Regions from separate parts of the Homo sapiens genome. Here region 1 is linked to region 2. Evidence: read pairs that join two places in POLR2A ChIA-PET (ENCODE). Cell type or tissue: PC-9. All regions are shown on one strand. Each heading gives the region's core, and the rest is flanking DNA. Links, peaks and the distances in the headings are about the cores only.

What was found. ChIA-PET counts read pairs that join two places held together with the same protein. Peaks named below come from ENCODE experiments on the same cell type or tissue, not always from the same donor. Only the 100,000 strongest peaks of a DNase experiment are listed, where the experiment ranks them.
Region 1: POLR2A ChIA-PET joins it to region 2 with 17 read pairs; 3 of 35 experiments call an interaction of 5 or more read pairs at or near these places.

The regions. Positions count from the first base shown.
Region 1 is chr20:49,036,483-49,039,393 of GRCh38, reverse strand. ARFGEF2 (ARF guanine nucleotide exchange factor 2) reads right to left here. Exons shown (of 39, transcript NM_006420.3): 39 at 2,701-2,911. It also overlaps the pseudogene SNAP23P1. Among named protein-coding and RNA genes, the nearest start is that of CSE1L-DT, 8.1 kb to the left of the region's middle. In PC-9, for the core only: no CTCF peak of the experiment used is centred there; a DNase peak (open chromatin) is centred at 1,243; H3K27ac peaks cover 448 bases.
Region 2 is chr20:48,873,645-48,876,555 of GRCh38, reverse strand. It overlaps a transcript of PREX1 not described here. Among named protein-coding and RNA genes, the nearest start is that of ARFGEF2, 47 kb to the left of the region's middle. In PC-9, for the core only: no CTCF peak of the experiment used is centred there; no DNase peak of the experiment used is centred there.

The DNA of each region.
Region 1 (2,911 bases), core at 296-2,795, 160 kb before region 2:
GTAATCCTAGCACTTCGGGAGGCAGAGGCGGGCAAATCACCTGAGGTCAGGAGTTTGAGACCAGCCTGGCCAACATGGTGAAAGCCAGTCTCTACTAAAAATACAAAAATTAGCCAAGTAATTTTTTTTTTTTTTTTTTTTTTTTGAGGAATCTTGCTCTGTGGCCCAGGCTAGAGTGCAGTGGTGTGATCTCAGCTCACTGCAACCTTGGCCTCCCAGGTTCAAGTGATTCTTGTTCCTTAGCCTTCCAAGTAGCTGGGACTATGGGACTACAGGTGTGTGTCACCATGCCCAGCTAATTTTTGTATTTTTCGTAGAGACAGGGTTTTGCCACATTGGCCAGGCTGGTCACAAACTCTTGACCTCTAGTGATCTGCCCGCCTCAGCCTCCCAAAGTGCTGGGATTACAGGTGTAAGCCACCACACCTGGCCCATGCCTGATAGTTTTGATTCATCATGGATAATCTGTCATTAAAAGAAATTCAGGGCCAAGTCCAGTGGCTCATGCCTGTAAATTCCAGCACTTTAGGAGGCTGAGGTGGGAAGATGACTTGGGCCTAGGAGTTTGAGACCAGCTGGGGCAACGTAGCAAGACCCTGTCTCTACAATAAAATTTAAAAAAATTAGCTGGGCATAGTGAGGTGTGCCTGTAGTCCCAGCTACTGGGGAGGCTGAGGCAGGAAGATTGCTTGAGCCCAAGAATTTGAGGCTGCAGTAAGCTATGATGGTGCCACTGCCACTGCACTCCAGCCTGGGAGCCACAGCAAGATCCTGAATCAAAAAGAATTCATCTGAGGGTTCACCAAGTTGCTGATGAGTCTCTAGAAAGTACAAGGAGAATCCTGGGTTTAGCCATTGAGTCTCAGGATGCAGGAATCAAGATCATCACAATACTGGATAAACAAGGGGAACAACTCAACCACATAGAAGACATGGGCCACAAAAATACAGACATGAGAGAGGCAGAGAAGACTTTAACAGAACTTAACAAATGCCATGCCCTTCGTGTCTGTCCACATAATAGAACAAAGAACTTTGGATGGCTTGGGCACGAGAAATTGAGGCTGCAGTCAGCTGCAATGAGGCCACTCACCCCAGCCTGGGTGACAAAGCAAGATCACGTCTCTTAAAAAAAAAAATTGGAAACATTGACAAAGACAGCCAAGAAGAAGGAAGCTGTAGAAGTGTTTTTTGTTTGTGGTTTTTGTGGTGGAGGGAGGGACAAGAGATAAGAGGTTAACCTCAGCAAAAACCTAGCTGGGCATGGTGGCACGTGCCTGTAATCCCAGCATTTTGGGAGGCTGAGGTGGAAAGATTGCTTTCTTTCCACCTGGGATGTGGAATCACACATTCTATGCACACCTATGAATCACTAAGACTTCAGAAGTTAAGCTCCCTTTAAGAAAACTCATTCTTTTTGGAGCAGAGGTTGCAGAACTGTGATCCCTAACAAAAATACTGTGTATAAAAGCTCCAAAACGAAGTATTAGCTTAAAGTGGCAATAACTACAACTTTATAACCAACTAAATCTTTACCGTGGCTATGCAACTTTTTGCTTTGTGGCCAGAAGGTTTTTTTGGTTTTTGTTTTTTTGAGACAGGCTGTCACCCAGGCTGAAGTGCAGTGGCACAAACAAAGCTCACTGCAGCCTCGACCTCCTGGGCTCAAGCAGTCCTCCCCACCCCAGTCTCCTGGGTAGCTGGGACTACAGGCGTGTGCCACCACACTTGCTATTATTATTTTGTAGAGATAGGGTCTCACTACATTCCCCAGATTGGTCTCAAACTCCTGGCTTCTAGCAATCCTCCCACCATGCCAGACCCTAGACTTAAAAAGTTAGAATTGGCTGGATGTAGTGGCTTACACCTATAATCCCAATACATTGGGAGGCTGAGGTGGGAGGATCACTTGAGCCCAGGAGCTGAAGACCAATTTGGCCAACATAGTGAGACCCCCATCTCTATTTTTAAAAAAAGTTAGAATTTATTGTGTTACTAAAAGTGATTTGGAAAATTATACCTTTAGTTTAATTATTGGGGAATTACACTGTCAGTCTCTTACCCTTGTGTATAGAACTATGTCCAGAATCAAATTTATGTAGATCCTAAACACTGTTATGGGAATCTGATTAGTATTTGTCACATTGACTTAAAAATTAGCATCTCAGTTGGCGTGGTACTCACACCTGTAATTTCAGCACTTTGGGAGGCCAAGGTGGGAGGATCACTGAGGCCAGGAGTTCAAGACCAGCCTGGGCAACATGGTGAAACCCCAACTCTACAAAAAAATACAAAAATTAGCCAGGCAAGGTGTCTCACTACTGGCCCTATAGTTCCGGCTAATCAGGAAGCTGAGGTGGGAGAATTACTTGAACCAAGAAGGTTAAGGCTGCAGTGAGCTGTGATTGCACCACTGCTCTCAGCCTGGGCTACAGGGCAAGACCCTGTCTCAAAAATAAATAAATAAATTAGCATCTGAATATTTCAAAGCTGTCAATGTGTACTGGCTGAACCAATAGCCACTACTTGATCCTTACAATTACATTTTGTAACTAGCAACAACAAAGTTAATAGATTCAAGAGGCATATAAAGAATCTCATGACTAGAATTTTCCCCCTTTCATTGGTGAGGGACATAAACTGACCCAAAACTACGGCTTGATATATGTTTTTTAAATTACTACACATTAGAAACAGCTATACTTTTTAAAATTTTATTGATGTACCACCTGATCAAAGCATGGGATATTTTAATAGTATTATACATAATATTTTTACATAGAAAACTTTACATAGCATTTCATATTATATAATTCTGCTTATTCTTTCAAAAATTTATACATCCATTGGGCAAGGAATGGTTTTCATTAAATTACCAATATTAAATGCACTTAATCATTGTGTATAGGTT
Region 2 (2,911 bases), core at 274-2,773:
GGCGAGATCACACATCCAAGAGTCGCCCTCAACCACCACCCATCCCACAGACCCCTTGCTGGCAATTAATCAGGAAGATAAAAAGAGAAAACAAGCAAAGCTCTATTCCCTTTCTTTGGTTCCAAGGAGCAGTTTGTTTGATAAGATAAGCACTTGGCCACCTCTTGCCATCTTTTATGTTGCATTGGGTTTCATTTGTGTCCTCCAAAGGGCGGATCCCACAGACAGAACTGTCTCCAGAGGGCTCTGGTTGGCTCCCGTCCTGCCCACCTGAGGCTGGGTGGATGAGAAAAACACTTCTCCAACCTCAGTCTTAACAGCAGTCTTGGGTGGGAGCCTGCTGGGGAAAGAACTTCCTGACCCCTGGACTGGGGATAGGATTACAGGATCTATCACCCCCATCTGCCACCTTGGCCTCCCCAAAAGTCGTGTGTTTGTGTGGAGGGAGAGGAGGAAGGGCCCCAATGACTCACTCAAGTCCCTTGGGGTGAGAGAGCACAGGAGGTGAATCTGCCAAGTTATTACGAACCATCTGATCAGGCCACTCCCTCGTTCCCATGTCAGGCATCGGAGGCTCTGCATAACCAACCCCCAGGTGAACGGTCCAGCATTCCCCTATGCCTTTCTCCTCCAGGAGCCTGAGCTTGAATCCTTCCCAGTCTCTTCTCCACACCAGCTGGGCATGTTCCAAACACCCCGCCTTGGCCTTTGCTGTGCCTTCTGCCCGTCGTCCCTTTCTTCCCAGCCTTGCTTAGCAATGTCCTATTTGTTCGGCTCACCTGTCGCCTCGTGACACCCTCCAAACCCAATCCCTCCCCACTTCTTCCCTTACCCTGCACTGAAACACGTCAGACTTCTCTCCTGTGCCTTTTTCAAACTCCATTAAAGGGCTTCTCCAGTTTTGCTATTTGAAACACGCTTTTGAGAACTTGAATGTTTAGCTGCATACCCAGATTCAGTCCCCTCCAGAGTCATCACACAACGTACACAATACTGATCGCGGCCCTGCTTCTAAGCCACTTACCGCCCTGACTGTGCCCTCTTAGATGCCCAGGAAGCCACTCTTCTGTGGTCACTCTGGCACCAGCTTGTGGTCATGTCACACCTTTCCCTAAACAGCTTAGCTCAAGTCCCTGCACAGCCCAGCGTCTGCCAGCTGCTCAGCCTTCTCCTTTCCTCCTCACAGTCATCCTTACCCTGCTGCCCTCCTTTCTGTGTCTACAATGCCCAGCCCTCTCCAGCTTCAATGCTTTCGCACCCGCCGTTCCCTCTGCGGGGATCTCTCTTCCCTTGTTCTTCAGCTGCTTCCCACTTGGCCTTCAGGTTTTGGCTGGAATGTTCATTCCCCAAGAAACCTTCCCTGACACCCAGTCTGAATGAAGCCCCCTGAGCGCACACTCATGTCACACCGGATGCTGCTGAAGACTGTAGTATTTGTCACTGTTCCCACTTCATGTGAGAGTACGTTCTTTCTCCTTTCGCTCAGTCTTACCCATTTTCTGGGAAGATGGCTAAGACCTGTGTCCTCCCCAAACTCTGATCAGGGATACTAGCTTCTGGCTGAGCTCTCTGTCAAGGGACAGCTTTGAGACAGACAGATAATAAAACTCCCCATGGGTACCCAAGGCTTACACTAGCACATCCCACCATCTTTTCTTTTCTTTCTTTTTTTTTTTTTGAGACACAGTTTCACTCCCGTTGCCCAGGGTGGAGTGCAGTGGTGTGATCTCGGCTCACTACAACCTCCACCTCCTGGGTTCAAGTGATCCTCCTGCCTCAGCCTCCCCCGTAGCTGGGACTATAGCCGTGTGTCACCATGCCCAGCTAATTTTTGTATTTTTAGTAGAGACCGGGTTTTACCATGTTGGTCAGGCTGGTCTCAAACTCCTGACCTCAAGTCATCTGCCTGCCTTAGCCTCCCAAAGTGCTGGGATTACAGGTGGGAGCCACCATGCCTGGCCACATCCTGCCATCTTATTAAACTGCTTCAAGAGAGGCTCCTGGTTTCTTTGGCTTAATTGTAAGTGACCTGAGGGTGAAGGTCTTTCCTCCTCTTCATCATGTCTCCCAAACTCCCGCCACAACGCTAGTCATAGTGAACACTCTCCTAAATCACACGACACCACCCACCCCCTACACACACACACACACACACACACACACACACACACACACACACACACGGACACCCCTCCTCTGTGGTCCCAAAGGATAAATGTAGGGGGCTGATAACAACAGGTTTTGTGGTGCAACCTCTTGTGCTTTTATAGAGGCAGCTCACTGTAAATCAAAAGAATTTTTGGAAAGTCGTGGGTTCGAATTCTGGTTCAGCTATGTAAGAGGTGGGTGATCTTGGATAAGCATTTTAACCCCAGATTCCTCATTTATAAAATGGTGACCCCAAATGCCTAATTGTAGAGTCCATATAATAATTACATGACTAGATGCTTATAATTGTCAGGTACAAATACATGTAGAATGATCTCATTGTATTAAGTAAACGTTTCTGACCTGGGTGTGGTAGCATGCCTGTAGTCCCAGCTACTCGGGAGGCTGAGATGGGAGGATTGCTTGAGCCCAGGAGGTAGAGGCTGCAGTGGGCTGCGATTGCCCCACTGTAATCCAGCCTGGGTGACAGAGCAAGACTGTCTCGGCACCAAGGGGGCAAAATAGCTTTCTCTGTGTGTAAACGCCTGGGAAAAGTGTTTACCTCTAGGGAGTAGGGGGAAGATGGTGGGATGAGGAGCATGGTGACGTATTTTCCGCTGTTGTTGTGCTTTTATATTTTCTTGCTTGAATTTTTATTTTTTTAATTTTTATTTATTTATTTTTTTTGAGACAGAGTCTCGCTATTGTCATCCAGGCTAGAGTGAAGTGGCACAATCTCAGCTCACTGCAACCTCCACCTCCA